Regions from separate parts of the Mus musculus genome. Here region 1 is linked to region 2. The links are chromatin loops, found by intact Hi-C in ENCODE. Cell type or tissue: gastrocnemius. All regions are shown on one strand. Each heading gives the region's core, and the rest is flanking DNA. Links, peaks and the distances in the headings are about the cores only. Region 1 has its middle 81 kb from the start of 1700025G04Rik. Region 2 overlaps Gm36920 (a long non-coding RNA gene).

Region 1 (15,957 bases), core at 4,193-12,192, 49 kb before region 2:
TTGAAGACGCCTGGAGGACTCCTTTAATGTCCAGTTCCGGGCTTCAGGGTCTTTGATCCAAAGGCGATGTGAATTCTATCTGCTTGTCCACAGGAGACATTCATCACTTCTCGCTCCCTTTTATTCCAGAAATTTACTTTGAGTCTTAAATTTATTGTAAGAATGAATTTTTAATGCATTTTGTGACTTACATAAGATCTAGCCCTTGTTGACTGTCCTAATTACTCCAAGAAGCTCTCAGAATGCAGCCAACTTTCCTGAAGTGAACTTGCATCAGGACAGTATTTGCTTCTGCGTGTATTGCCTATTTTACCTGCATGGAGTCTGGTAACTCTGGTCTACGTTGTTAACCCTGGATGCTTTTAGGTGACTGCTTTTATATTATACTCAGCTTTTCAATAAGATAAGTAATCTAGATAACTTTGCGTGTTACTCCCTAAAATGGGACGTCTAGGACAGCAAATAACTTCACCATGTCCACACAGTCTCACCAAGCTGAGCGTTCAAGTAGTAATGTATATTTTGCTTCCTGAAATTGCTCTACATTGTCATTTTGATTATTGTTTAAAAAAATCAGGGGAAAGAAACCCAGATTTCCTGTCCTAGCTACCATCATCCATGAGTGTTAAACATTACTCAGACAGAGAAAATATATTGTAACTTTATATTTAAAAGTTGTTGACACATAATGAATAAAATCTCAAGTGTTGTCTAATTTATACATGAAGTTTTATTGAAACATTATTATTTTTTTAAACTGACACTCATTTTTTAAATGTGTGGTCTATGTACTGTTGCTTTGTGCTATTGAGCAGGAGCTGAATAGCTGTCATGACGCCTGTGTGGCCACAGAATCGACAATACTCACCGGTACTTCCGGTTACCAAGAGGTGTTGCCTGGTTGATTTAGCTTCTATAAGCAAGTCAAATTATTTCCACATCATTTCCATATAGTTCTAGATCCTGGAAACTTTGTCTCTCTGTTGAGTCACATGGAGAAACAGAAGAAAGGGATAGCTATAAAATGCAGACTTCCAAGTAGCAATGTGGCTGTTGGACAAGGATTCTTTCCCTGCACAGGACTTAGCTATCTTAGCGTTTCTCTTCCCTTCCAGAGTGCATTTCATTTCTGAAACCAAGCTCCTCTGTTTCATTTACCTATGTTTCCAGGGGCCTGGACAGTGAGAGAAGGCTTAGAGGAAGAGGAATGTCACACCCAACAAACGTGGACAAATCCAGGCCCTAGGTGTTGGAGAGAGAGATGTCAGCAGGTTTGCTGGCAGAGCTGTACATCAGTGGGGCATGCATGTCATTTCTTGCTTCTGTTTCTCCACGTGACTGGAGCCCATCACACGGTGTCAAAGTTGCTGGGGCCTTTCCTGCTCCTCAGGAATAAGTGATATGGACCTTAGGTGGGAAACACAAAGACAAAGAGCCCAGAAAGGGAGGTTGCATTCTGAGTCCGGGAAGGGGCTGCCTGTAATGAGCAGATGTCCCGAGACTGCGGACAGAGTCAGGTATGCTCCTGCTTGGCTCCTGTTGAGCATAGCTGTATGTAGCTAGAGGGGGAGCCCTTTCATTCTGCCTTGGTTAAAGATTCTGGGGGTGGGGTGGGGTTTCTGTGCAGAACCATCTTAACAGGGAAAGCCACAGAGACAAGCAGATGACCAGGTCAAGTCATGTTTTCCTACATGAGCAGGAGCCATAACAAAGCACAAGTCTTGTTCTGAGCACAGTTGTGCTACTAGATAACAACCGAGAACAAAGCGGTTTCTCCTGACCCAGACCCCCGTTGGACAGATGTCTTCACCGATAGGAGAGTAGAAGCAAGCATTGGGTCCAGGAGTGAGGGATAGGAATAATGATATCATTTCTTTATAGAACATCAGCTGTCTTACAGCCACGTCCCTTTGCTTATTAATCCATCTGAAATTTCCCAGGGGATTTCGAGCTGGCTCTCTGCCTGCTGATGAATCTGTAACTCTGAGATAATTAACTGTAATGGTTTGGAGACAGACGCTCTTCTCAATCATGGCCCGGTCTTGGGCTGCCAAACACCATCTGCACCTGGGTGGTAGGCTAACAGCATCCTCATTTTATTCCAGTTTTCCCTTCCTTCATTTTTTTTTTAAAGTGAGGAATCCACTGTCCTCCGTGCTAACCAGGGAGCCAAGACAGCTCTAAATTTCCTTCTGTGAAGCGAGGTGATAGGGAAGTGGGGGGAGGGTAGTATGTGGGAAAAGCTAAAGGGCTCCCTTCTCGGAGACCAGCATACAAAAAGCCTCTCTATTCCTGGCCACCTGGACTCACCAGGCTCATTATATGAACGACCAAGGGTGGACTAGGCAGTCAGCAGACCAAAGAACATCAGAGAAGGGAGTTCTTATGTGATCTGCTCCTGGTGCCTGTGGAGGGAGAGGCAGGAGGCTGCTGGTAATTTTCCGGGCACTCAGCATGCACCACTGTGCCCCTTACACAAGCACAATGGCCATGTGGCTAAGTAGCCAGATGGGCTGCAGTCCAGGCAAAGGCAAGGGAGAGATGATGGAGTCTGATTCGTTGGCTCCTTAGCCTTACTGCTGGCCCTCTGTCTTTTGACACTGGATTTACCTTTCATGAGTCCCCAAAGGGAGGGCGCATCCCAGCTGGGTCCTCGGGAAGCTGTGGATTTGCTGATTTGCACAGTCCTTGTGCATATTTTTATGTGGGCAAGCAAAACAGATGGCTCCATCCACATAGCTGAAAACCCAGCTGGTTCTTGCCGCACTAGGATGACCCGTGTTCGGGGATCCGAGTCTTCCCTGCCAGAGCCTTGGGCAAGTTGGGAAATATGTTTGTCTTTGAATTAATAGAGCACAGGCAACTAAGGTCCAAGATGCTACAGTTCCCTCCAGGCCCTGTGGGCTGTGGGAGTGCAGGAGAGGCAGTGTTAAGTACTTTACACAAGGCAATATTCCTTCTTGGAGTCCTTTACTTTCTTTCTTTCTTTTGTTAATTAGGCATGTTAAAAACTCACTAAAAGATGGAGTTGTCTCCTGCTTGTTTGTATGTGTGTGTGTGTGTGTGTGTGTGTGTGTGATGAGTGATGGATACATGTGACGAGGTGTGAACATGTTTTGAGTGTGTGCGCACATGTATGTAGAGGTCAGACGTTGACATTGGGTGTCTTTCTCAATCACTCTCTCCCCCCTTATGTTTTGAGACAGGGTCTCTCACTGAGCCTGGAGCCTGCAGACTCAAATCCACTGGCTGCCCAGCAAGCCCCAGGGGATGCTCCCATTTCTGCCTCCCTGGGATAGGATCACAGGAGTGTGCTGCTGAGACCAGCTTCTTCTTCTACTTTAAAAATGTGTGTCTTCTCCTTTTCTTGGTTAGGCCAAAACAGACCTAGCAAGAGAATTTTCCAAGGCATAAATAATATATATATATAAATTATATGTATGTATGTATACATATATGATATATGTGATATGTGATATATGATATATGTATATGTATATGTATCCTCCCCCCACTTCCCTATCACCTCACTTCATAGAAGGAAATTTAGAGCATATGTATTAACCACAGAAATTATCCTAGGTACTGAAAATTCCAAAATGAATGGTACACTATCTTCATGATCAGAAACCTTAGTGCCTAGGGGAAGAGAGATGATGAAAAACAGAATCTATGGAGAAGGAGAAGAGGAAAAGGATGATGTAATAGGGAATTGAATGGATGGGGACATAAGAGGAAGAACTTACTTTCCTTGGGAATAGCAAGACCCAGGTTTTGAGTGGCATTCCTTGCAAGAAAGTAAAGCTTTATCTGGGGCATAAGGTCCATCGACATCTGTAGAATGTGGAGGTGCAGGGGACCATTCACTGCTCTCCAATGCCAGTCCCCTCAGAACCTTCCTCCTAACCTTTGTCTAGTCGAGTGTGGGCCTGCAGAAATTGGCCCCATCCCCTGCTTAAGACAGATGCTAATTAGACAAGGTTAACAACTATAACAATTACATTCCTATTGTCTTAGTTTGGGTTCTTATTGCTATGATGAAACACTGTGACCAAAAGCAGGTTGGGAGGAAGGGGGTTATCTGACTTATCCTTCCACACCCATAGTCCATCACTGAAGGAACTCAGGGCAGGAACCTGGGAGACTGGAGCAGATCATCAGAGGCCAGCCGTGAAGGATGCTGCTCACTGGCTTGCTCCCCATGGTTTGCTCAGCCTGCTTTCTTATTGAACCTAGGAGCATCAGACTAAGGACGACCTTACCCAAAATAGGCTGGGCTCTCCCCAACCAATTAAGTAATTAAGAAAATACTCCACAAGCTTGCCTACAGCTCAGCCTTATGAAGGTGTTTTCTCAATTGGGGTTCCCTCCTTTCAGACTATTCTAGCCCACGTCAACTTGACATAAAATTAGCCAGCACGCCTATGAATATTGGATTTAGACACAGCTACATGTGTCAAACTGAGGCCATCGATATGTGATGCCTACTGTGGAACATTTAGGGAAGTTTCTTTCCCAGTATGGCAGCAACACATGAAGACGGGATCCCCCTGTAGTCTCTCAAATATGGCCCTTTACATTACAGAAGGCTCACAGGAGAGGAAAATAGGAAATACCCACTGAAGGGCTTTGGGCTCCTCAGGGCTTCTGCTTCACTAGAGCAAGGAAGGGAGTTTTTCCTGTGGTCATGATTGGCACCATGGTACATCCAGACTCAAGGTGCCCTTGGCTTAGGGTGTAGACATCCACATAGGCAGATGAGGCTATCAGCTCTCAGAAGGGGGTGGCTCTTTGGCAGACAACACTTGGTTGGAGTGACATGTCTGTGGGTGCTCTGGAGCCTCACCCAGCCTTCCCAACCACGGCCATGTGCTTAAGCCATGTCCTCATCCACTGCTGAGACCAGCGAAAGGCACGCTGCACTTACCATAATATCTCTGAGCGCTCAGAAAACAAGAAACTGCGGTACTGTTGCAGACAGTGGGGAATCCTTCTGGGTACCCTGAATAGCACAAGAATCTGGAAGAATAAACCCCCGAGGGTCTGTTTCCTTATCCCTGCTGAACTGGGAAGCTGTTTTGCATTTTTTCTGTTTTTATATCATTTCTAACACTTCTTCATTCAAGTTTTTCCTTGTGCTGCTGTACTTGTTTGGGTTCATATGTCCAGTACGGCTCTGGCTGGCTACAGAGTCTGCACTTGGCCTGGCTACTCCAAATTTAGCTTGCTGACCCCACAGATACAGTCCTCTCAGCTGTGTGTCTGTGAGCTTCTCTGCTTTCAGCTGGGCAGGGAAGTGGGGCTGGGCAAACCTCCAGGCCTTTGGATTGACCTTCTGCTCAGATAAGCTTTTGAGGATGTCTCTACTTGGGGAACAGTGACAGCTCAAGTTCGTCACTGGGTTTAAACTTGTGCCTTTGTGACAGACCAACAGATTTAGAGCTGACGTTATAATTGGAGTGAAAATGCCCTCATGTGACTTGAACTAAACAGACTTCCTCTGATTAGAGCCACAAGGCCAATTAATCGCAGGATTTCAGGCAGAAGTTCTAGAGAGGCACCAAGCCATCTAATCCGTGTGAGATAAGTCAATCAAAGATGGTCTTTGGCCTATGTACTTATGTAAATTAAGTTCAATTTCATTTTGGCAGTTTCTGTAGTGTATAGCCGGAAAGTGTAGTAAAATGAGACATATTGTTTATCATTTACTTATTTGTCTATTTATTTGTTTATTTATTTATTTATGCTGGGGACATAATGTAAACCGGAAGCACATGAAGCAAACTTCTACGCAGACCTAAAGTCCCAGTGGCTTTAGATTCATTTGGCCCTAAAGTCAAAATCTCTGCTCCCTTCCTTGTTAGGTGAGGCTGTTATATATTTTCTCTGATCCTCAGACTCCCGACTGAATAATGCCTATCTCATAGGACTATTGTGAAAGATCGGATTAGACATAGGTCAGATGTCCTGAACATAATATATGCATAGGAAGTAGTATTATTTCTAAGTCCCCAAGGGGAGGGAGCTTCCGAGCATGCTCTGCAGGTTCATTTTACAAGGTTGGAAAGGAAACCGTGTCAAAAAAAAATTATGAAAGTTAGTGTTAGCCAAAAGTTTTAGGGGGCTCGGAGAGATGCCTCAGTTGGTAAAGTGATTTGATACTCAGAATCCAAGTAAAATAGCTTGTGGACATTCACCTGTCACCTAACATTGGGAAGGAAGACACAGGAGGATTCTTACAGCTTGCTGGCTGTCCGCTGTCCTACAGCTTGTCAGTGTTGCCAAACCAACACGCTCCATTCAGTGAGAGACATTGTCTTAAATGCACAGTGTAAAGAGTAATTGAGGAGGCCAACCGACTTAGACCTATGGCCCTCGCATGCACATTCACACATATGAGCATGCGTTTGCATACTGTCAGCACGCAGGCACTCAAGCACACACACACACACACGCACGCACGCACGCACGCACGCACGCACGCACGCACGCACGCACATGTGAACACACAGAGAGAGACAGAGGGAGGGAGGGAGAGTCTTGTATACATCAGACTCCTCCTCTAGAAGCATCCATATGTAATGACTCATTGCATTCTCACAATGCTCTTTATCTCTGTCCCTCAGATGAAGACCCTCAGGCACAGAGGAGATTAGCTCGCCTTTCTGAAATGGGGATTCAGCACATGCCTGAGCTACTTGAGTCCTTTTCAGGGGCTGGTTAGCTTGAGGAAAAAAAAAAACATTCATTCAGCCATTCTCATTATTCTTGGATCTTTTTCTAGACTGGTCACATCGTTACCCAAGCTTAAGAATGTCCCCTTGTTCCCTAAAAGTGATGTATGGGGAGGGGCGACGACGATCCATTCCGATTTTCTCAAGCTAAATCCCGGCCTCTCCCAGATCAATAGAGAAACATGTGCGTAGTTCTGGAGAAAGCAATTTCTGATTTATCTTTGTGATCATTTCAGGTTCATATACATGTGTATTATATCAGCAAAATGAAACAGAAAAAACCCAGTAAACAAGCAATAACAAAACGACCAAACAATGCTCCCCCAAACCAGGTAAGTATGAACTCATCAGAAAGAAGAAAAGTCCTCTGATCCCATGTGGCCTGAGCCTGTGGGAACGGCATGGAAGCAGACTGTGGTGGCCAATTTGTTCAGGTTCAGCTTCACTTAAACATATGAATTTAATTACCTCTGAGGGCTCTGTTCACCAAATGATCTTTGAGCATCTCTTATGCTGTGAGACACTGAAGGACTCAGGACTAGAGAAAGACTCTGTGCCTTAGGTCAGGTTTGGAGGGACTTCCTTCCCAGCAGGAATCTGAAATTTAATGTTGGGTCACTCTCCTCCAAGGACCGCCCATCAGCCACTGCTCTTAAAGTCTCGCTCTTGGCTACCTTTCACCCACAGCTTCACTTCCTCTTCTTGCCGTATTCCTGACTATCGGTCTTGTCTTCATTCAGTACTTACCTGGTCCTCAACATTTAATCCATGGGACTGGGTTTTTATTTTCTTAAAAAAAAAAAAAAACAGTTGTATTATTTAGCACAAGCAGGCCTTGTCCTCTTCATCTTCTTGGCTTCCATTTCTGAGTTCTGAGGTTTCAATGATTCGGCTAATGGACCAGGAAGCCCAACAGTACCACACCCACGTTTCTATCCTCTGAGTGCTGGGACTACAGATGTAAGTCACCACAACAGGCCAGCATTCGAGCTTCAGGTCGTACAGTTACATGACATTTTATCAACATGCACGTGCTCCATTTCACTCTGTGCCCTGGTTCTCTGCGTAGTCCCTCCACTCCACTTTGTCCTCATCGCTAACAACCCATGGTATCAGAAGCTGGAGTACTGTGTCAGGCTCTGATCACACAAGTCCTACTGTTATATGATCCAGACTAAATTTGTAATGATTTCTCTGTTTTTTTTTCTTTTTTCTTTTTTCTTTTCTTTTTTTTTTTTACCAGTTTAGGCCAAGCATGGAACTACATGGCAATGTCCTAAGTGCCTCCAGTCTTTCTGCAGGTCACACTTAAGACACACCTGCTTAATGAGCACGCTCGTCAGTCTTGAGCTACTATGAGCCTGTGGGCTGCTACAGGGGAGCCATGGCGCAATTACTGCCGGGTAGTTCGAGCTGCTACCTGGGCATCCGTGCCTTTGTTTACGGCTCAGATGAACAGATTTTAATGATCCAGAGAAAATGAGCACAAGCTGCTGCTGCCAGTTAATATGAATTCTGAATAAATAAATGCAAATGGAGTTGTGGGTGACAATGGCTCCCTTTTGATTCTGGCCTCCTTCGTCTGTTTTTTGCATTAGTGGGCACTCTCGATGAAGGTTGAAAGAACTGTTCATGCTGGAGTCCGCGCCAGCCTTTCACCTCTGAGCATTTTGACACAGCAAGGTGCAAGGGAGCCCTTGTCAGGGCTCCAGGAACCCTCCCCACCGCCACCAGCTGAAAGTACATCCTGTCCTAGCCTGGAAACACCCGATGAGATCCACAGTCTCAAAACGTGCCATTTGCTTCTATGACAACGCCAGAAACATGCAAACATTATACATTTTAGCAAAATCCCACACATTAGAGAGCAAGTTTCTGACTATCTGAGATGTTTGGTCGTGGGGTTTTTTTTCAGTTTAATTTGACATCTTTCTTTCAAGTCTAGCATTTCAAACAAAAAGGAAATTCATTGCCTTGGGCCAAATATTCATTTCTCCAGCCTCCTAAGGGAAAGATGCTGCAGAATTCTGCAAAAATTTGCTACCTGAGATTTTTCTCAAAAACTTTCAGTAGCCCCCTTTTAACATATAAAAAAGCCCAAAGCCATGAGGCCCGGGCAGTCTAATATCCTCATAGACAACCTCCACAGGGTCTATATTTTTTTTCTCTTTTCCTAAAGTTTATGATTGAATTAAAGAACATACAACTACCTCTGCAGGACACTTTTCTTTTCTTTTCTTTTTTTTTTTTTTTTTCAGATCTGTCTGCTTGCCAACACCCTGCAAGATCTCATCTCTGCCTTCTAAAATTCTGTACCCCGTGTAAGGCCACGCTCTGAGCTAATGGTCCAGAGGGAAAGGGTGGTGACTAAGGTGTGGGTGGGGGCTGGAAGCGCTGGAAGGGATGGATTGGGGTGAACCTTGAGCAGAGGTAAGACCTGGGCATGCGGTGGAAGGAAGGGCAGAGTCTGTGGAGTGTGGAGCTAAACAAAGCCACATGGCTGGCAGGTCTGCATGTGAGAGGGTATGCTGATGTCTGGAAGGGAGAAGGCCAGCTGATTGAGAAGACCATGGTAAGGGGTGATTGAACAAGAACAAGGGTGGCAAATACATTTCAGTACTCTGAATGAAGGCCAACAATGAGGAGTTTTAGGAAACAACCATAGGGGAATTGCAGGAAAACTAAAACATTATTAGGGCACATCAGAGGCTCTCAGATAAGGCAGGGGCAGGCCCGTCTCTATGTGGTGAAGGTAGATTGCAAAATTGGCTGAAGATGCCAGGGGACAAAGGGAAGGCAAGCAAGGAGGTCTGCACTGCACTGTAAGGGGAAGGGAGGGACAGCCAAGGAGGGACAGCCAAGTAGGACGGAGGAAGGAGCAGACAGCTCAGAAGGAGACTTGACACTGAAGGAGAAGAAAGAGCCCACCATAGAGAGTGCATGGAGTCAAAAAAGGGTGTCATCTATCCACCTCAGAGACCTCTTTAGCAGGGAAGGCTGATGTCTTTCTTGAGGAGATAGAAAATGTTTGGTCTCTGAACATAGTATTTTTGGACATTGACCAGATAATTCTATAGTAAGTTCATATATTGATTTTAAAAAACCTCATTATATATCTGTAAACTGCTAGTGCTGTAATCCAGAAACAAATAAGCACAATTTTTGCATTCAAATGCCACAAATACATTTTGGCAGGTCTGGTCATAGGGAAGAACAGTAGAGACCAGGAAGACAGGAGAGTCCCTGGGAAGGCTATCCAAGCAGCGGCCTGCAGCAATGGCTGGGAGATGTGAGCCAGGGAAGGAGCCGGAAGTGGGAAGGGAGTCAGAAGCTTGGACAGAGGTGGACGAGGCTGAGGCACAGGGCTTTGATGTGGGGACTGATGATTGAAGCATTGAGTGATTTGCAATCTGTGTGCCAGCTTAATGCTTTGATAAGTTACATTCCAACCCCATCTATCACCTAAAAGATAAGTAAAAAGGAATATTAATCACAACCCAGGATTAAGTGGAATTAAAAGGACCAGCATTGGAATTTGTTGTAAAGAGTGAAGACATTTTCACTATCTCTCCTGGGATGGATCTGAAACTCTTCTTTTAAATTTATTTTTTATTTAAATTTATCTTTATTTGTTAATGTCCTTGGTGTTTTGCCTGCATGGATGTCTGTGTGAAGGTTTCAGATCCCCTGGGAACTAGACAGTTATGGTCTGCCATATAGGGACTGGGAATTGAAGCCAGGTCCCCTGAAAGAGCATCCAATGCTCTTAACTGTTGAGCCATGTCTCCAGTCTGATCTTGAACTCTTTAATAAGGTGGAGACAGATAAGGCAAAACTATCCTTTGGGGAGGATACAAATGTGAGTTCAGGGTTAGTGTGAAAGAGGAGACGGCAGGGACAGTGCTGTTGGAAGTAAAATCACACCATGGCCTGCAGCCCTTATAATATCCATAAGGGCTCATATCTAAATCAGTTATCCTAATGCTATCTAAAGATCTGGACAACCAAGGACTTGGAGTGTAGCTCAGGGGTAAATTCTTTGTCTATGATGCCCTGGGTTCAATGCCCACCAATACAAAAACATAAATGAGGATTTAGAGGGCTGAAATTTTCAGTAGAGATTAATGACAGTCTTACTGGTTATTGAAAGCATACTGAGTGCCAGGCACTATGGCAAAACCGCAATGGCTGAGAGAAAATGCAGCAGAGTAAGTGGATACCAAACCGATTCGAGGGCTAGGGATGGAACTTAGCTAGAGTGCTTGCCTCGCAAGAACAAAGGCCTGGGTTCAGTCCCCAGCACCACATAAGCCACACGTGGTCACGTGGGAGACAAAATCAGGAGGATCAGAAGTTCGAGACTTGTCTTCTACCACATAGTGAGTTCAGGGGTAGCTCAAGATACAGGAAACCTTGTCTCAAACAAAAACAAACCATGCTGGCAACAATAACAAAACAAGCAACCAAACAAATTCCCTCTTCAGCAACTGTTCTCACCCAACACTTCATTGGGGCCAGACGCTCCTCGGGTCCACCATGCATTCAAAGATTAGCTGCCATCAAACCACACTTCTCAGGGGTGTGAATCAACAGTAATTCCACAGGAGAGAAGGAGTGTGGTACAGGTTAGGATATAGTCTTCTAAGGGGAGGTTTCTTTTTCCTCAATGAGTCTTCTAGTGCTTTGTACATTTTGAGTTAATTAGCCACTGGAAGCATACGGCACATTGTGGTACAATCTGTCACGTAAGGAAAGTCTTTCTTGAATTCCAGAGATCCTGGTTTCCTACATTGCAGATGGTGCCTGAGCATCCTCATTACGGAGCCAGCTCCCTAGATGGCTGCAGTGGCTACCAGGGTTGATAAATGACTATTTTAGAGCAACGTCACTACCAGAAGGTGGACCTTCAGACTGGCCTTAGACCAAAAGATGAAATGATCATATTTATCAACAGGCATTCCACCATGTCCTGTCATCTGATGTGCCTTTGAACCAGGCTCATTTGCTCACGTGCCAGGCAGTGAGGAATGGGAGTTGTAGACTCTAGGGTTCTGCTTCTAAGTCATTAACTCATCCTGGTCCACTTCACTCTCACTCTGTCCTTTGCTTCTCCAAAGAAATGAAACACAGAACAACCAAGGGCAGATGTCACCCTAAGGCCATCAGAGGCAGGGCGCCTTATTGGGCTTCTTGGAGACTGGCCCACTGAACCTGCCAGAGAGCCTCTGGCTAAGGATGGTGCATGACTAGCAAGGCCGGGCTTTGCTCTGGGTGTGCCTCCTTTCTATTTTAAATGGATTCCGTGTCTCTGGGTGCCTTGTCATTGATGTGCTACACACAGATGACTGGATGAGTAGATAACTGGTCTGCCCCATTTCTTCTGATCCAAGAAAACTCACTGGTCATGGTAGCACGGTAGGGACAAAGTAGAACATCTTAGGGGATGGAGGCAGCTGCTGATTTCTTAAGATCGGGGATCAGATATAAATTTAGGGCTAAGATTATAGCTCAGTGTTGAAATATTGTCTAGCACATGCAAGCTGCACACCTTCTTTCTGATTGGACAAAGGCGTTGGCCAGCCATGCCTTTGCATCCAAAAAGTATCTGAGTAGCCTCAGTCTCTCTTCTCTTATTATGCATCCCATGAGGAAGGAAGAGGTGAGTAACAGCTAATGAACTGAAATGAAGGGAAGGGGCCATCCTCAGTTTCTGCACTAACAGAGATGCTGTGTGATCATGGAGCACCTGGGTACCCAGCCCACTGTCCTCACCTTGATGATGTAGGAACAGAGCTCCTTGAAGCCAAATGGCTAAAATCCCACAGCTACTGGAACCAGCATCCTGACTTCTTCTTGCACAGGCAGTATTTATGCTCTAGTCCTGCCACCATCTTGACAGCCCTTCCTCTGAAGCTGGTCCAGATCCCCCTGTCCCAATCAGCTGTGCCTCCTGGAATCAGACACTTGATTCCAAGGGCTCGGAGTGTCTGAGTATACAGGGACGATTGCTCTGATATCCTGATACTCTAGGTATGTGTCCCAGGTCCTGGTTTGTTTGTTCCAGGGGTTTATTTCTGACCATGACCTTCCGGTCTATTTTTGACAACTTGAACACATTCTCCCATTTCACATGGCTCAGTCTGGTTCCCACCCTGAGATGCTAAAACTTCTGGCATTCTGAAAACTCATTTTTTTTTCTAAGACTTTCAGCTTCCTTGATGTGTCTGTTATGGAAGAAGACTTCTGGATTCTAACTCTAAGCCGATAAACTGAAGCCCAATGTTAAGCTTAATTGAATCATCTATGAAGATAGTTAAAATATATCTCGGAAAGCAGAGTTGTGATTGCTCCATACTTACTGCCTGGCCCCACCCTTCACAGCAAACTTAGGACAGTGTCCCATATTCAACATCTTTGTGCCTGTAGCTCTGTAGTAGGTGTAGCACAAAACAAACTAAAGACGTGTTTTGCTCAGTCTTGGCCCTTGTGGGAATGTCAATTTAGCAGCATTTACATAATCAGAATCTGCTTATTTTCTAGGCAATACCAAATGAATTCCAATAATAGGTGTCTGTGCCCCTTTAAGATAGGGATCCATTCGCACCAATGGGCATTCTGCCTGTTATTTTTGGTCACTGCTCGTATTCTCATGTCTGTACGCCTCTCATTTTTGCGTCTTGTCTATCTATTTCCTCTGAACTGAACCAATACTTCCCGAAAGGAGGAGGGAGGCCACCTAGGACTCAGGAAGCTCAGAAAGTTAGAAACTGGCAGGATCCCCAAGGTCGGTAAGCAGTAAACAGCCTTTGAGGGAGCAAGGACTCTCTGGTGGAGCTGCCTGTAAATCCTGCGGGGGACATTAGGAATACAGCCCTCACGAGTTATCATCCAGGCTGAGGTGGGTTTCCTGGCCATGCTGCTGCATCAGTGAATTGTCAATGTTCTCATAAATAACCTCAACAAACTCTCTGGTTTACCAAGCTAGACTTGGGTGGAACAATGTCTATGTTGGCACTACTCAGGGGGGAATAGGCATGTGTTCAGATCTCCCTTGGAAAGGTCTTGCAGCTGTGTGCAATGATGGATGGTTCATGGAATTTCCCTTAGGCAGATCCCTGCCCTGCCAAACAACATTCAATCCACGTCTTGAGGCAGAGAGCCGCACTCATCATTTTGGCTTCTGCTTTATCTTCAAGACCCAGATTGGTGGTTATCTTTAAGTTGTGACCTGATGGCTGACTGTCATGGAACCACCCTCTTCAATATCGGATAGCTGATTCCTGCCCTCATTTTCTCATACTAAAGTGTCATGATATAAGTCAAAAGGCAACTGTAATCCTTGTGGAGCAAAGCCTAAGTAGCCGTCAGCAGACCCTGGGGATTAGATCATTTTGATACTTGGCCTAGAGATAGGATGTATTCCATTAGCTGATATTGACCAGAGTGTCTGTGACACCACCCTCATCTCCTTAAAAGACAGTCAGAGGAGTCTTCCCAATAGTCGAGGAGTGCTCCTGACAGCCAAGGGTTGCTCCTGACTGCTGAGAAGTGCTCCTGGTGGTCATCGCAGTTCCTCTAGACTAACAATGTCTGAAACCAGACTGCTTAGGTCAGTGTTTACAGGCAGAGCTCTTTTGGGACATTGCCTGATCAAGGTTCTGGGAACACAAAATATTTATATAATCCCCGGGGGTGAGGCTACTGAAGAGCCGGCCAAGGTGAAATCCCAGCAAGGGGCTGGGATTCCTTAGCTTTCTGTTTGCTTTCTTGCCAGCAGGAAGAATAAATGAAACAGTGGCCATCCCTCAGAGGTCGAGGGATGTAACTGTAGCCAAAGTGATGAGCAGTGCACATCACCAGCATGTGTTCAGATGAGGGATGATATATCACCAACATAGCTCTGAAATAGCCAACACTCATGGAGAAACGGTTGGGTCACATCCCTCAAATTTGTCTCATTTAACAGAGCTCTTGAATATTGGTATTTTATGTCTGAGTTTTGGACAGAGCAGTTGCATGGGTTCCCATGTTTCGAAGCTTAGCAAGTTGTAGAACTGCTCTACGCTAGAGCAGGCCAGGTGTGCACAGGCCTTCCTGTTTTCCTCTCATGATGCTGCCTCTCTCCTGCTTGGCAAGGGTGCCTTGGAAGGATCACATCCAAAATATCACCAAGGCAGCGGGATGGAAAAGTGGCAGTGTCAGGAGTTCACATGGGGAAAACTCAAAGGGAAATGGATGCTTTCTCCAGCAGAGGCCAACACACACACACACACACACACACACACACACACACACACACACACACACAGTGTGTATGTGCCAGAAATCACAGTTCTCCAAATCAAAGGCACAGACACCCTTCTGTTCCCTTCTGCTTTCTTGATTACCAACAGTTTGCAATGTGTCCCAGCTGCAAAACCCAACAGTTTGAGACTGCAAAACCAAAGTTAACAGTCAGATCCAGAGAAAGTGTTTCAAATGAGAAAATCTTAGCCTTTTTCCTAGAAAGCACACACATACACACACACATACACACATACACACACATATACACACACAGAGAGACAGAGAGACAGAGAGACACACACACACAGAGATTCTTCTCAAGGTATTTATTTGAAATAAGTTTGAGGCAATGAATCACAAAGTACAGACGTCAGATATGAGGAAATGCTTGTGCCTTTAAAAGGTCACAGTCCCATCCTCCTTCTTGGAATGGTTTGCATCCTTGACCTTACTGAAGCCATAGAGTCTTTGAAATCACCCTGAGGACTTCATTACACAGATTTGCTTATATCCATCTTTACTCATTTATTATTTTAGTTTAGATTTTCTTGTATTTATATGCATGTGTGTGAGGGATCAAGCCAGTTTACTTTTAAGTGGCAAGGTTAGGAGTCGAACTTACATAAGCAGCGTGTGTGTGTGTGTGTGTGTGTGTGTGTGTGTGTGTGTGTATGTGTGTGTGTATGTTATGTGCACTGTCATGTATGTGGAGGCCCAAGGCTGATATCCTGTTCTTCACTTTCCATGCTGGTCACTGAGGCAAGTGGAATCCAGAGCTCACTAATATGGCGAGTGTAGCTAGCCAGTGGGCTCCAGGGATCCTCTGTCTTTTTTTTTTTAATTAGGTATTTTCCTCATTTACATTTCCAATGCTATCCCAAAAGTCCCCCATACCCTCCCCCCCCCACTCCCCTACCCACCCACTCTCCCACTTTTT
Region 2 (15,957 bases), core at 5,166-13,165:
ACTGAGCTGGAGTTTTATTCCAGTGGTTTGTAATTCTTCTATGCATATAGCATGGGAGCCACTGACACATATACTTTGACTCCCTCATTTTTCTCGCATTTTGGACTTATACTTCTATATTGCAATTGCTGAAAAATGTGGCTATCTGTATTTTCCCTCAGGAAAGTATTCATTGCATAACCCACATACACTTCCAGACTTGCATATTGTCTTGGATGTGATAAATATTGCTTAATTTATTTGTAAAGTCCTGGTAACATGATGGGAAAACCTTAGTTCCTTCATGGGCACATACTCTGCATCTAAGGTCGACATTACTGGGAAGGAGTAAAATCTTGCCTAGGCCTTGGTAGCTGAGGAATGAGCCAGGTTATCTTTTACTCATTAAAAATGATGAGATAAATTTCACCCCATATTCCCGAATGCATGCCATTTCTTTTAATTTTTAATACTTAAATATAGTATGTACACTTAAATATAGTATGTATACTTAATAGATAAGACATGTTTTAAGTATTGAAGGTCAATTTTTCCCATAAGTTCTACTTGAATTCATCTGTTATTATTCAACTGGATAATTTAAAGTACAAACAACCTCATGGGCATCTATCATTCAGTAAGAATTCTTTACCTAAATGATTCGAATTCATCTAATGCTGTAGGTACGCATTCCTCTTGACTTCTTCATCTTGTCCTTGGATGTATTTGGCCAATGGAAAATCTGGAAGGAGACTTAAAGTCAGAATGAGAGTGACTTTATTCCCCCGGTTTCATCTCTTCCAGACATGGTTTGGTACTAGTTGTAGACTTTGTCTCAAGTCTGCACATCTTAAATAGTTTTGAGAACTGTTTTTCCATTCCTTACCCCTTGCTGCTATTATTGCCTCTAAGGTACTTTTAAAAATTACTTTGTCTATGTTCTTTACCTTGCTTCATCTTTGCAATTCTTCCCTGATTACATCTTTTCCAATCATCCCGTTGGAATTTCCCACTTGTTTTCTGGCAAATCCAGATAAAGGGCTAACACTTGGCTCAGCCACTAAGAGACTGCACTTCTCTTACAGGTGACCCATGTTTAAGTCCAAGTGCCCATGTCAGTTAGCTCAAAACCCCCTGTAACTCTAGTTCCCAGGGCACCCTCTTCTGGCCTCTATGGACACCTACACTCATGTGCACCTACCCATATCCATATACATATTTACAAATAAAACCAAATATGTTTTAAAAGGCCCAGGTGAATAAAATGAGGCCATTAAAAATGACTACACAAACAAAAGACCTCTAAACTGGAATGTGGGAATATATTCTATGGTAAGTTGAATCATAGCCTTCTAAAACATGTTCACCTCCTAATCCTTGTACCTAGATGCAATGTTATATGGAAAGGGGGATTATGTTTGTATGTGGAATTAAGAGTGATACTAGCTGACTTAAAGATAGATTATCCTGGCTTTTCAGATAGGCGCCATAGAATCAAAGGTGTCCTTAAAAATGAAGAGGGGTTTAGAAGCAATAGCATCAGTGATGCTCTAGAAGAATGGTTGAGAGCCATTCCCATCTTTGAAAGCAGAAAGGAACCACGAGCATCTGAAGTCAGTGTCTGGAAAAATCAAGGATATTTATTACCCCTAAGGACTCCAAGAAGGATGAAACTTTAGTTTTTGCCTAGTGACTTTTTTGCTATATAGGATAATAAATGGGAGTTGTTCTAAGCCAGTAATATGTAGTAATTGATCACAGCATCAACAGGAAACTGATACAAATTGCTAATATATTTAATGAATACATTGAATCTCTTTGATATAGGAAAATAGCATGGAGATAATATATGATGTGGTACTCAACTTATTAACAGTAACAGAGATTGGGATGCATGCACATGGAAGGCAAGATGAAGATCAATTAGCTATGGACCTTAGTTGGTATGGTGACAATGGTAAGTATTAATATTGTGATGTAACCTGACTGTCTTTGTCAATAATTAATGTTATGCATGGATAAATAGATAAATTAAAAGTGTTGAAAGTCTAGCCAGGACACAAACAGAAAATGCAGAAAATCTGTGTGAAGGTTCTCAAAAGTTGCTGACTATCTTGAAAATGTTTCCTAGAGGAGAGGATCAATCTAGGGTCCGAGAATTATGACATCAATGTCTGTTTTGCTATGGATCCCTAGGGATTGCTGGTAAGCCAATATAGCTGAAATGGAGAATTGTGGATTCAGTAAGAGATCCTGTCTCAAAAACTAAGGTGGAGAGGCTAGAGAAAGAGCAGACCCTTGAGACATGAAGCAGGAACATTTGGGCAAACACAGACAAAGCTAAGGTCTTTGAACTTCAACAGTAACAGTGTCTTAACAAGTAATATTACAAATGAGAACCCCAATCCAGAAGAAGGACTGGAGAGCATGGTTTTGATGTGGGTGAAGGAAACCATGCTTAACAATTTATCTTGCACGATCAGCTTCAGATATAGGACTATGTAGCTACAATTCAGTAATATTTTTCTGTCTTGTTTCTTTGTCACCTTATATAAAAGGTTGGGTTAGTTATAGCTCAGTGGCACAGCATATGCTTAGAACATACAAGACTGTGGATTTGAACCCTGGCAAGATAAGTGGGAACTACCTCAGTCCTGTCAGCGTTCTTCCCAAGCAATGGAAACAGTCCTCAGTTAAATTATAGAAACACAGAGAGGTCTAAAAGCAGCAGCGACTATTACATGCATTCTTCCTGCCTTCCATGGTTTCAGTGCCAACAGTTTTCCATCCAAGGCTGATCACTCAAGATCAAAGTTACCCGAGAGAGTGCACCCCGGCCTCGGTAGTGTCATGTGTCCATGCCTTTTTCCAGTAGGACTGCACTCTGAGTCCACATGAACTGATGGAGAGTTGAGGTTCCTAGAAAATCCAGGAAGATTGTTCCTAGAAAAGGGAAGAGCTTGCACACATACACACACAAGTATGTACACATGTACTCACATGTGTGCACACAGGCACACATGCACATACATGCACACACACACACACAAACACGCACACACACAAGCACAGGTGCACTCGTGCACACACACACACACACATACACGCACACACGCACACACACAGTTTTAAGCCTGTCACAAAAGGTAAAGGACAGAATCTAGACAACGTGCTTACAGTTCAAAGCATTTTCTTCCCTCCCTGCTAGAGAATTAGGAGAGTGGGGACCCTGGCTGCCCTGGAGGAACACATGGTAAGAACTGACCCTCCACTCACTGTGTTGATCACTCATCTCTGGCAATCACTCCCAGAGTCTGTCTCATGTCCAGCCATTGTTCTGTGCAGTGAGAGATGCCAGCCCTACCCAGCCATGCCTGGTTTATAGCATTCTCTCCAGTTGTCTGCAGCATGAGCCATGAATGCCCTCCTTGTCTGTCCATCTCTGCAGCGTGAGCAGTGAGCTCTCCCAATCCATCCTTCTCCTTAGGATTCAACATCACTTTTCAAATGCACATCTTGGTTTTGAAATTTTCTAAGTGTATAGAAACATTGAAATAATTACAGTAAGCACTCATAAACACACCACCTAAATTCCACCGTTAGTATTTTAGTTCTTTTGTTTAATTGGGTATCCACCTGCAATCCACCCATCCACCCATCCACCCATCTATCCATCTCTCTCTCTCTCTATCCATCCATCCATTCATCCACTCATCCAAGCTTCCATTTAACAACACTGTCTTGATGGAGTTATGAAGTTTTCGTTTTGTATTTTTTTCTCTTTTGTACAATACTGATCCCAAATAGTTGTATCAACATTGGCAGACAAATGTCTGGCAGAGACATGTGCAACTCCTTGAGGCTGGACAATTTTTTTTGTTAATATTTTGACTAGAAAAAGTTTTTAAAGCATTCGTTTTTCATAAGAAGTAACAATCTGTTCTTTCTGGTAGCTTTCTTGACTCCTATTATTTCTAACTATGTCTCTAAAATAGATTTTTTTTTTTTTTTAGATAATTGTTTCGAAATGACAGGGAAGAGTTCTTAGAAAAAAAAATACTGGCTGAAGTGACTCCAAATTGGATTATCTAGATGGATCACTTTGTAGATGGTGGTGGTGGTGGTGGTGGTGGTGGTGGTGGTGGTGGTGGTGGTGGTGGTGGTGTTAAGTTTTGAACAATGCTTAGAAATTGTTCTACAATTATTAAAATGTGTTCATATCTGATTACCAAATCTCAGAGATGTGCAAGAAACTTAGAAGGGTATTTCCAGTCCTCAGAATTAAATAAGTGTCTCTACTTGCAAGGACGGTTCTTACTGAGATATCTGTACACATAGAGTTGTGTTAGATTCTTATGTGACTGAGTTTCATTATTAACTTCATGGTTTGGATTTAAGACCCTAAACTCAAGACTTCAGCATTTGAGTTCCAACTGATTTGTTTCTGTTTTTGTTTTTTTTTTTGTTTTTTTTTAAAGCCAGTTTGGAGCCATTGGTGTTACAGTGGAAGAGCCCTATCACAGGCACTTCTGCAGGACACACACAGCTTGGTGTCCACATAACCTGGACACATGGCACCTGCTCTTAGTGCCATTTCTTTGACCTGTGGCATGAACTTTATTACCTGAGTTTCATTTCAACGGATGCATGAGAATGAAACTATGTGGAAGTACCATAGGGAAAGGGGACTTAGCAGATGGCTAGAGAAGACTTGTCAGGACCTAGAACAACCCTGCCAGGGGGAGGACTGGTGGTGGTAGTAGTGAAACAGCCTGAAGGGTGGAATCAAACTGAAACAGAATGTCAGGACATGACAAAGAAAAGAGGGAAAGATGGAGCGAAGGCAGAGTTCTGGAGAGAGATGTAAAGACTCTGGATAAAAAAACGTGGGCGTGGTGGCGCACGCCTTTAATCCCAGCACTAGGGAGGTAGAGGCAGGAGGATTTCTGAGTTTGAGGCCAGCCTGGTCTACAAAGTGAGTTCCAGGACAGCCAGGGCTACATAGAGAAACCCTGTCTCGAAAAACCAAAAAAAAAAAAAAAAAAAAAAAAAAGATGTGTCTGGGAGCTCAGCTGGAACCTTAAACGAGCACAGCACTGTGTGGCAGGACAGGCTTTGGGTCATAGGACAGGATCAAAAGCGAACAAAGCTACAGCCATAAGTCTGAGTGATTCTACCACTACTCTCTCACACACTACTCTCTCCCCTGCACCTTTCCCAACACTATCCAAATTATTCTTTCTATATTCGTCATTGCCTAATGCCTCATGCTGGATATATCGGGAGAAAATGAACTCATCCATAGCTCCAGACAGGACTCTCTCACTTGCTTAAGCCAATTAGCACAGCCTGCTGCCTAGCCACTGCCAAAGATTCAGAGATGGCTCTGAGACCTGTATTAAAATGCTTAGAAGAGAAATAGCCTCTCCCACATGATGTAGTCTTGGATGGGAAACGTAAAATTGCTAGAATCATGGTGAGTCCATGAGGAAAGCCAGCTGAAGGATGAAGCATACCCTTTAAAGGCAGAAAACTCAGGTCAGTAAAAACTTCATGGATCCCCTGGGCCAGCCTCTGTTCAAGTTCCAAAGATTCTAGAACTTAAGAAATGTATCTTTATTATTATTTTAAGACTATGTTTCATGTAGCCTGGGCTTTTCTTAAACTTGCCTTATTGCCTAGGAGAGGCTTAACCTCCTAATCCTCTTGCCTCTACCTTCCAAGTTCAGGGACTGCAGACATGCACCACCCTGTCTAGGTGACTTTCTTATTGAACAGCTACAAATTGTTAATGAGAATGGTGTATACCCTAGAACTATTGGTAACATGGGAAATGGTGCTGATTTGATTCCCTAGTCAGGGAGTATTGGGCACATAGGATATGCTCAGTTAAAATGTATGATGGGAGAGGGGCTTCACTTCCTATAATACACATTCTTGCTAAAAATCTGATATGGGACACAAAAGTAAGATGTTACAGGTTTGTCCTAGCAGAATGGGTGCCAGTGAACATGAGCGGCACAGTAGAGTTGAGGTAAAAATTACACGGCATGTTTTCTTCCTGTTTCCTCTCTCTTCAGACACGAGGTACCTGAGGACATAGGAGAGAGACTAGGCAATGGAATTTTTTCTAACTGCTTTTCTTTCAGATTGTTTCTGTTCCTGGAATCCAGCAGCATAAAAAAGGGGGCGACACCGGCATTTCCTCACTTTTCAGGACAGAGTGGTCTACCTAAAAGGGAAAAGAACTGAGTGCTGTATCAGATGTCAGGCCTTGACACTGCCCCATCCAGGAAAGCAGGAAGTCTCTCTCCACGCAGGCTTTCCACTTCTGGTAGTGTTGGCTGCTTTCCAAAGTGGGAAGAATAAACCAGCACAGCCTTGCCAAGATGTCTATAGCATCCTTCAAACACATCTTCAAATCTTCAGAAACACTCAGGGCCTGGTTAAGGAAGAAATAATGCTCTATGGGAACCCCCCAGCACCCTGCCCTGTCACCAAACAAGGTTGGGATGTAGCTGTTGGTGTGAAATGCTGAGACTCAGTTGCTCTCGATCTTAGACACATTTCAGAAATCAAACAAAGCTCCACTCTGCTAATAAAGGAAGTTGTAGAGTCACCACACCAATCTCCAAACTTGTACATCATCATCATCATCATCATTATTATTATTGTTGTTATTTTATTATTATTATTGTGTGTGTGTATGTGTGTGTGTGTGTACTTGTTTATGGACCAAACACATTGATATTTGAGCCTGCTGATTTCTTTTGCAGAAAGCCCTGTACATTGTTAACCAAGGGTGTGCATAACCTTGAGGGGTCTGTGGTGCTGGAAGGCAGGGTCAGTGAATAGAGTACAGTGGATGGAGCAGCTCACAGTGGGAAGGAGACAAACAGGTCAAACAAAGAAAGGGAGCAGCTAGCTTAAGGCCTTCTGCTCTGAGGTGAGATTTTTAAGAGCTAGGAGGCCTGGGTGTAAACAAAGGCCATAGATGAGTCACAAAGTCTATCCATGGTGACTCTGGGACGTGACCCAGGGGAACGTGGGTAGTGATGTCTCACTGGCCTGTTGTTATAAGTGCTGAGTACACAGGTAAATAAGAGACCCCTGACCTCCTGGGTTTACACTGTCATACAGATTGTTCAAACAGAAATCTGACACCCAAGAACTATTGACACCCAAGCATTGAAGAGTCGTGATCCTGATGTTGGAGAAGCTTAGAGGATGCCTATGAAGTTGGGAAGTTGGGGTGGGAAAGATCAGTGGGTTTCCGCTGGGTTTTGTGGAGAGAGTAATGCTGAATGGCTGTGTACAGAAGTGTAAACACAAGTCATGGGTTGAAGAATAGGCAGAAGTAGCCTTCTGTTGATTCTGGGATATACATGGACCCCCTACATGCTCACAAATCCCCGCCCCTCATCTTTACATTCAAAGCATGAAATCGAAGTATTTGCAGGAGTAAAAAGAAGACATTACTAAGGAGGGACAGATGCTCTAGAGTTTCTGAAACAGAACAGCCCCGCTGTCACGCAAGCTCTATGTGACACCTGTGTGTGGCTTGCTCTCTCAATAGAGACAATATTTCATTAGAAAGGCAAGTTCAGGCTGTAATCAGCAGACTTCAGGAACTTGTGAGCTGCAGCAACACCATCTTCTGAGATCTGAGTTCACTTCAAGCACAACTTCCAAGGGCGTTTCCCGAGTGTCTCCTCAGGGCAGGACTCCGGATGAGAAGGAAATTAGTTAAGGAGTGTATCATGAGTGCAGGACAAAGCTATCCATCTGCCAGTTCCCCACCCCCCAATCCATTGGCCATATTCCTTCCCATCATGTACCTGAGCGTTACCCTGTGAACCACAGGAAGAGAACAGAAATGAGAAAGGAGGACTGCCTCTTGTCTGAGTCACAAATCCAAGAGCTCTTCCCTGGACCTGCAGCATGACTTCCATCATGACAGTGAACCACATCTCTTGAGAAAAGCAATGACTGATGTCATCTGAAGACTAAGGTCCCATGCAAGATGAGGTCAGCGACAACTCAGCTGCCTTTTAAGGTAATGTTCTGTCTCTGATTTGCAAGATCTGAAAAGCCTGTCACACATTTAGCCCTTTTTATCTCTCCCTCACCCAAAGGCCAATGCCTGGAGAATGGCACCTCCAGGAGCCCACTCCAGGCATGGCATAGACAGTCCCTTTTGTCCTGACCTGACTTGTATGTTGTAGCAGCTTGTATTACAAATGCTGATTGGGTCCCCAAAGAACAGTTTGCACTAGAGGGTCTGCACATAGCTTCTGGGAACCTGCCCCCCAGTTAATTCTGATTAATACATAAAGATGCCAGTAGCCAATAACTGAGGAGAGAAAGAGGTGGGGTTTTAGGTTTCCTGGGCTTGGGACCAGGAGGAAGGAGAGAGAGGGACCTGCCCTACCTTGGGAGAATGTGTCGAGAGGAGATAGAGAGATTGGAAGAAGGAGGGAGGGAGGGAGAGGGAGGGAGGGAGGGAGGGAGGGAGGGAGGGAGGGAGGGAGGGAGGAGGAGGAGGAGGAGGAGGAGGAGGAGGAGGAGGAGGGACAGAGAGAGAGAGAGAGAGAGAGAGAGAGAGAGAGAGAGAGAGAGAGAGAGCGCCACGGGGTAGGGAAGCAAGGAGAGATCCCTGGGCTTGGGGCCAAGAAAGAGTGGCCCAGAGGGCTGCTTAATTGGGTCCAGAGCAGCCAAGATGGAACGTAGACATTAGTAAGTAGTAATTCAGAATTATCTGTGGGAGGCAGATTCTAGCAACATGGAGGCTAGGCCGTTCCCCTGCTATTGTGCTGCTTAAGGCGAATTAGAATATAAAAGCTGTGTGTGTGTGTGTGTGTGTGTGTGTGTGTGTGTGTGTGTGTGTGTGTCTCACATTCAGGAACATAAACCACTAAGGTGGGAAGCAACCCCACAATGGGAATTTATAATAAAAATATTACTAGAGCATATCTCTCATTTCTACCCCATTAGCATTTGCACAGTCTGTGTCCTCACCCACTGGCACTATTTCTTCCAGTATTGGTTACCACTGCCCGATGGGGACTTTCTCGTAGCTTCTTAACTGGTCTCCTTTGCTCCTCCCCATGTGATCCTCCACAATGGTCAGAAATAAGCCTTCAAAAACACAACTTTGTTCACACTACCCACCCGCTCTTTGTGGCTTCGGACATAGGGCTCAACAGTTCAATTGTCACAGACTAGTTAGTCTTCATGATCTAGCCCTTGCTGAGCCCAGGGTTCTTATGCCTTCTCACATCTTCTGTTTCTTGCATCTCATAGTCTAACTGTGTCAAATTATTTCCATAGTCTCAACATGCACCCTACTCCTTCCCACTTCCACGTCTTGGTCTAGACTGCTCGTCCTACATGGGATGTACTCCTCAGTGAGCATGTCTACCTGGTCAACAGACATCATCTTTGGAGGCTCATCTCAAGAGGAACCAGTGAGCTCTTTTCTGTCTGCTGTTAGTGAGGACTATCTCTAGCCCATCTCTCCTCTCAAGCCTGAGCAGTCTTGTGGTGCCCTATATTCCTATTTGCTTCCTGGCATCTATGTTCACCCCAGTTTTGCATCTATACTGCCATTGCTAACCTGCAGAAGTGGCCCTAGTGAGGGGCTGCAAGACTGGAGGTGGAAGAAAGGACCACCTTGTGCCACACTGTGCCTGGAGTGAGCTCGGGTCTGCTGTTCTAATACCATCTAAACAATTAGTGTCTGGCGCGTCTCCTGCTCCTGGTGTCTCCTGCGCCTGCCGGCATCCTTCCAGTGGTACCTCTCCACCCCCTTTTCCCAGCAGCTGAATCCGGTCTGCAGTTTCTCCAATTCTGGCAGAAAGCAGCCTCTTTATTTCCCCCCGCTCCCCAGAGAAACACCAACACGAGGCAGCTATCTCCTACAGGTTTTGTCTATATGACATCGACTTTTACACTTTCAATCACTAAGCTAAAAACTGTATCAAGTTAACAGTTCTTTATATTAAAATCACTGCATTAAAATAGCTGTACTTTAACATCCCCTGACTGAGTTCGGCATGATTCACTTGCTGAGCTAACGGTGGATTCTATAGTGTGATGGTGTCAAGTTTAGATTTTTTTTCCCCATAAAAACACCAGAGGGGGCTGGAGAGATGACTCAGGTAGTAAAATGCCTGCCAGGCAAGGATGAGGGCCTGAGTTCAATATTCAGCACCCATGTAAGAAGCTAGGTGTGGCTGCACGCATCTGTGACCCTGGCCCTGGAAAAGCAAAGACAAATGAGCCCCTGGAGCTTCTGGGAAGCCTCCGTTCGCAATTGTGCGACCTCATCTCCAAAGCAAAATAAAACATCAACAACAACACAACCAAACAGCGGCAAAATGAAATCAAGGTGGATGGCTTCTGGGACACAAGCTCTATGGTTAACCTCTGCCCTCCACAAGAAGGCGCACACACATGTACACACACAAACACATACACACTCACAAAAATAAAAATGTATTGAAAAGAAAAAAATGAATTAAAAACAAAATCTTTAATGAAGAACTTGCTACAGAACTTTCGCTGAATTTCAGTGCCTTGGCAGGGAGTATCATTCAGATACCCTCACTCTCTAGCTTTTTAAAAGCATCTAATTTCATTCATTCATTCATTCATTCATTCATGTATGAGAGTGGTACACGAGTACCAAATAACTGTGGAGATGGAGGGGAACAACTTGTGGTAGTCAGTCCTCCCCCCAACCCCCCTGTGTGGATCCAAGGGCTTGAACTTAGGTTTGTGCTTGGTGGCAAGTGCCTTATTGGCTGAGCTATCTCACTAGGCCACTCTCTAGGTCTTGACTTTGTGATGTTTTCTTTAGAGAACTTCTGTTGTTCACTTTTACAGCATCTTGACCAAAATCTTTGTGTCTAGTACTACTCTGGACCAACTAACAATTCCTCTTGTTTCAGGTCTCGTGACTGGGTCCTGACCCAAGCAGCTGTTCCTACTCTTTATTGGGTGATCATTTCTGCATTTTCTACTCTTTCCTCCTGCACGCTGAGACTAGGAACCTCTCATCTGTGTCTATGACTCCCTCACAGTTCTTCAGATAGGATTCAGACAAGCAAAGGTGTGGATTGCATGATGGGTAGCAGGAAACCCCTTAGCTGTGTTTGTTCTGCTGTCACAGTACCTGATTGACACATGGGGACTGGGAGTAACCCAAGATCTTCACAGATGCTTCTATCGTTTTTCCTGTGTCTACTGGCATCTAGATCTTTGAAGTACCATCATTATAGTTACCACTGATGGTGACAGAGGCGGTGCTAGCAGGAAGAGCCCAGTTGAACTAAGATTGGATCCAGACTCTGAGTCTGTCACCCATTCTCTGGATGCCTCTCAACGAGTAACTTAACATCTCAAATTCTTAATACCCTTGCTATAAACTGGAGTTGTAAAAATAATAATGTGTATTCACTGAATGTTATGTACTAGAAATGTTCTTAGAATTACTTATGTATTAACTAATTAAATCTTCTCAAAGCCCAGGAAGGGATTTACTACTATTACCCTCATTTTATAGATAAGATGGTCAATCTCAGAGCTAAACATAGTACATGGCTGTGATCCTAGCACTTAGGTAAAATTCAAGGTCATTCTCAGATACATAGTGAGGTTAAGGTTAGCTTAGGCTACACAGAACCCCCATCTCAACATACATACATACATACATACATACATACATACATACATACATACATACATAAATGATGAGGAAGAAGAGAACCATCTCAGAGAGGGTAAGTAACCTGCCTGACATTATCCAACTAGGAAATTTTTGAAGCTAGTATGTAGACATAGGCAGTCTGGCTCCAGGGTCCAACTAGCTAGTTGTTGCACTTATGGTATGCCTTTTTCTATGTTGAGTTCTACTCCATGTAGAGTTCTGTTGAGGAATGCACTTGTGACTTCTAGGTGGCTGCTTTCTTGCTGTGTCTTCAAGGGTCAGAAAGAAAAGTCAGAGCAAACTTTCTGGTATCTCAACTCGAGGACTTCATCCCCATGACCTCATCCCCATGACCTCATCCTCATGACCTCATCCCCATGACCTCATCCCCATGACCTCATTCAAGCCTGGTCACCTCCCAAAAGCCTCATCTACAAGATGGTTTCTATTACATGAACTGGGACTGGGGTCTCAGGAGATCACAATTCAGTCTCAAACACAATTACCCAGATTGTCTTTCACTGAGTTCACATAAGTGATGGAGTTGTGGCCTGTACCAGGGCTGTATAGATGGGAGGTACTCTAGTAGCCACTCTTGCATCCTGTAATAGAATCTAGAGAGAGCTCGAATTTAGAAGCTCAGGTTAAAATTAGGTTTACCATTGAAAAGATCTAGCCGGTACAGACGGCTATTTTAGTTCCGAGCAATCTGGCAAGAACCCCTGCTTCAAATCGTGGCAGGATGTCTTCCTGACATCTTTAATGGTCAACTTGGTGAAAGGTATTTGGTTCTGTCATGTTTATTCCATGTTCTGTTGCTAAGGAAAAGGTGACATAGCCAGATAAAAAGATGGAAGGTGAAAACTGAGCCATGCACAGGAGGCCTCTGGGACAAGTCATCTGACACATCTCTTTGCCCTGCTTGATTTCCTTCCCAGAACTGACCAGCACTTGACACCATACAATCCACTTAATTTATATGTTGTCTGTTCTTTCACAAAGAAAAGCCATGTGAAAACCAGAACTCTATCTGTCTGGCTCCTGGCCATGTCATTTCCTCCTTAAACAGCTTCCTTTGCACAGCAGGTCCCCAGTCATCACTTTTTGGATGAACAATGGGCAATATATTCAGTATTACTTTTCCAGAAAAAAAATGCAGGCAGATTCTGCATGAATTATTGTCCATACCCACTTATCCTAAGATTCTGATGACACAACCTTAAAATGTGATCAAGAGAAAACTGCCAGCCAGTGTGAAATGAGAGCCACATTTCCATTAGGTCTGAGAACAAGGGTTGTTTAAGACCTGATGGGCAGACTGGAACTCGCCCAGAAAAAACGTAAGGTCAGACATGAACAAAACCGCAGGGGTAGTAATGGTTAGCACCTTGGGTAACAGCCACTGCTCAAATTTCTTTCCGAATTTAGTTCCAGCAAAAATACTACAACAATTAAGGTTTAGAGTAGCCCTGTACTGTATTTCATCCTTTTGATTCTCTAGAAGCTTAAACCCAAAGTTAATATCCAGTCAAAGTCAGTGTGTCTTAGTTACCTTTCTACTGCTGGACAACACATCGTTTCCAAGGCAACTTGCTAAAGGAAGTGTTTAATTGAGTTTATGGTTTCTGAGGGCTGGAGTCTGTGATAGCCAAGCAGAGACATGGTGTCAGGAACAGTTGAGTGTTCTGTTACCATCTTGATCTATAAGCAGGAGGCAGAGAGAAAATACACCAGAAATGGGAATCTTTAGAAAACCCAAAGCCCACCCCTAGCGACACACTTCTTCCATCAAGGACATATTTCCTAATCCTTCCCAAAGAGTTCCACCACTGGAGCCAAGTATTCTAACATATGGGCCAATGTGTATGTGTGTGTGTTTGGTGGGGAGGGGGGTGCATCACTCTCATTCAAACCACAAGGAATATTGTCCTAGGCTGTGATATTAGAATAGATATGTATTTTCTTGCTTTCTTTCTTTTTTTATTTTCTTGCTTTCTTGTATGTGCGCTCTAGCTTTCTTTCCCTTCCTCCTTTCCTTCTTTTTAATTTTGCAGTACTGGGCACTGAACCCAGAGTTTCATGCCAGTCAAAAGCTGAGTCACTCCATCTGCATCCCAAACACATGATGCTCACATGTGTGAGCTGTCACTCACAGAAAACCCATCTACTCCATCATCACTCACCAGTGGTGTCATTGTTTTGTCACTGATACACATGCCCCGACTACGTCTACAAATATTTCAAACATCTATTTCTATTTTAATAAGTTCATCGCATTACTTGTTACCATTCACTTTAAATTTAGAAAGTGGGATGAATGTTCATAGCTTAAATAGCCAAGCAAAACTTGTGGCCTAGAAGGCTCTCTCTACTTCCAAATCACTTACCTAGCATGCAGTTCTTCCCCACGACCACCTCCCATCCTGTCGCTCACCCTGCATGTGCAGGAGTCACATTCACTTCATCTGGTGCTACATGCACTAATGACACACCAAACAGACCCGGTCCCTTGTATTAGTCAGTCTCTTCAGTATCCCCCAAAGGGTGGGCTTTAGGTTTTCAGTATTCAGTCTAGCCCAGGGCAATTCACTAGGATGAGCAGATACTTCCACTTCCTGCCACATTGTCCTCCAAATTTGTGTCGTGATGAGACTACATTGCCTACTTCCTCAGCCTCTCGCATGGTTTCATACATCTTTGGTTAAACTTTTCACCTACTTTTCTTCTTGTCTGTCTTGCAGACTCTCTGTCCTTCTGATATCTTCAATTTAGTGTGAGCCTGTTGACAAAGCATCGTAACAGCCTTCGGCATGCCTGGCACTGTGTCCTGAGCACAGGGTACCGGGCTGAGCTTTCTATGAGTTTGTTTGACTCCCAGAATGCATCACTTCTCCCAATAAGTTTCCCTCAGATACCACTTGCTCCCCTACTCTTTTGACTCCAGTCCACACTGTTGAGCAGGGTTTGGGGCTGCTTAAGTGTATGACTTACTTAGTCTACTTGTCTCTAGGTCCATGGAGAGAAGGAGAGGTGTCCCCTCTGTATCTCTGGGCAGCCAAAAGTAGATGTTGGAAAAATGTGTACAGACTTAGTTGAATAAATAAAGTACATGAGAAATTAAAAGAAAAACTAGAACAGGGCCTCTTGTATAGTGTGTGCTCACTGAAGAATCTGCTTAGTGAGAGGAAAAATGAGATTCAGAGACACTCAGCAGCTCATAGCAGAAGAAGACTGCCATAGATGGGTGTGTGTGAGTGACAGCTCACACATGTGCGCATCATGTGTTTAGGATACGGATGGGGTGACTCAGCTTTTGACTGTAAGCATTTAATTTGGCCCAAGAAATATTTTTTGAACATAAACTATAAATATGAAAGCTGAACATGTGGTGGAGCTTATTAAGACACACATATTGACTACTTGTAAAGCAAACTGCATAAGAAATTTGGACTCCGGGACCCAATGAATTTTGGCTTTTCCCACTATAAGATCCTCCTCCACTTCCTGATGTAACTTGAGACTTTGACTCACCTCTAACTCTACCAGACAGTTTATGCTAGCCAATTAAAAAAAAAAAACAACATTATGAATAGGCTACCACTCTTTGAGTTGTTAAGCAGTGGGGTCCAAACATTGCAAGCTAGCAACCTTCAACCACTGCAGGATATTGCCAATATCCTTGATTACCCTTGGGAACATGGTGGTAAGACTCTATTGCTGAAGACACCACATAATTTTATCACACAACATGGATAAATCAAGCTGGTACTTACCTGGGAACTTCATCCCTCTTGGCTAGCTTCCATGAGGCTGGAAAGCATCATATACATTACTGTAGAAAAAAAAAAGTCATCATTAGTGTTACTCTTGTGAGCTGTAACCATGACTGGCCTGACAAGACATGCCCACTAGTGCAGTAGTGGCATATGCTATAATAGTAACCAACCTCTTTCTAGTTAGAGCTAATGAAGGCTTGCTTGCTGATATGTGACCCCTATTTAGCATTATTATCAAGGCCAAAAACCTGTGGCTAGATAGGTCATAGACTCTAAGGGAGAACCTAAGGCTATTATTTTGCTTAAAGGACATAACATTAAGATGACTTTTTACTATACTCATAGATCAATGCATCACTCAACACTCATCAAAGAAACTTCCCTTGCAGTAGATGGAAATTAACTTACAGACCCGGAACTGGCCCACATGCAGAGAATAAGATACTTGGACGTTCTCAGCTCCCAAGCGAGCATCTTACAACCACCTGTAAC

Evidence for each region. A loop is a pair of places that touch in the nucleus more often than their neighbours do. Peaks named below come from ENCODE experiments on the same cell type or tissue, not always from the same donor. Only the 100,000 strongest peaks of a DNase experiment are listed, where the experiment ranks them.
Region 1: it touches region 2 in a loop (2.1-fold over the local background); 4 of 42 quality-filtered maps call a loop at or near these places.

The regions. Positions count from the first base shown.
Region 1 is chr1:152,163,129-152,179,085 of GRCm38, forward strand. No RefSeq gene overlaps it. Among named protein-coding and RNA genes, the nearest start is that of 1700025G04Rik, 81 kb to the left of the region's middle. In gastrocnemius, for the core only: no CTCF peak of the experiment used is centred there; DNase peaks (open chromatin) are centred at 4,831, 5,314, 8,139, 8,427 and 1 more place; H3K4me3 peaks cover 810 bases; H3K27ac peaks cover 7,845 bases.
Region 2 is chr1:152,211,270-152,227,226 of GRCm38, forward strand. Gm36920 (a long non-coding RNA gene) reads right to left here. Exons shown (of 8, transcript XR_001779484.1): 6 at 15,463-15,521; 7 at 13,242-13,390; 8 at 3,039-3,511. Among named protein-coding and RNA genes, the nearest start is that of Gm36920, 71 kb to the right of the region's middle. In gastrocnemius, for the core only: no CTCF peak of the experiment used is centred there; DNase peaks (open chromatin) are centred at 5,341, 6,320, 8,653 and 9,762; H3K27ac peaks cover 2,287 bases.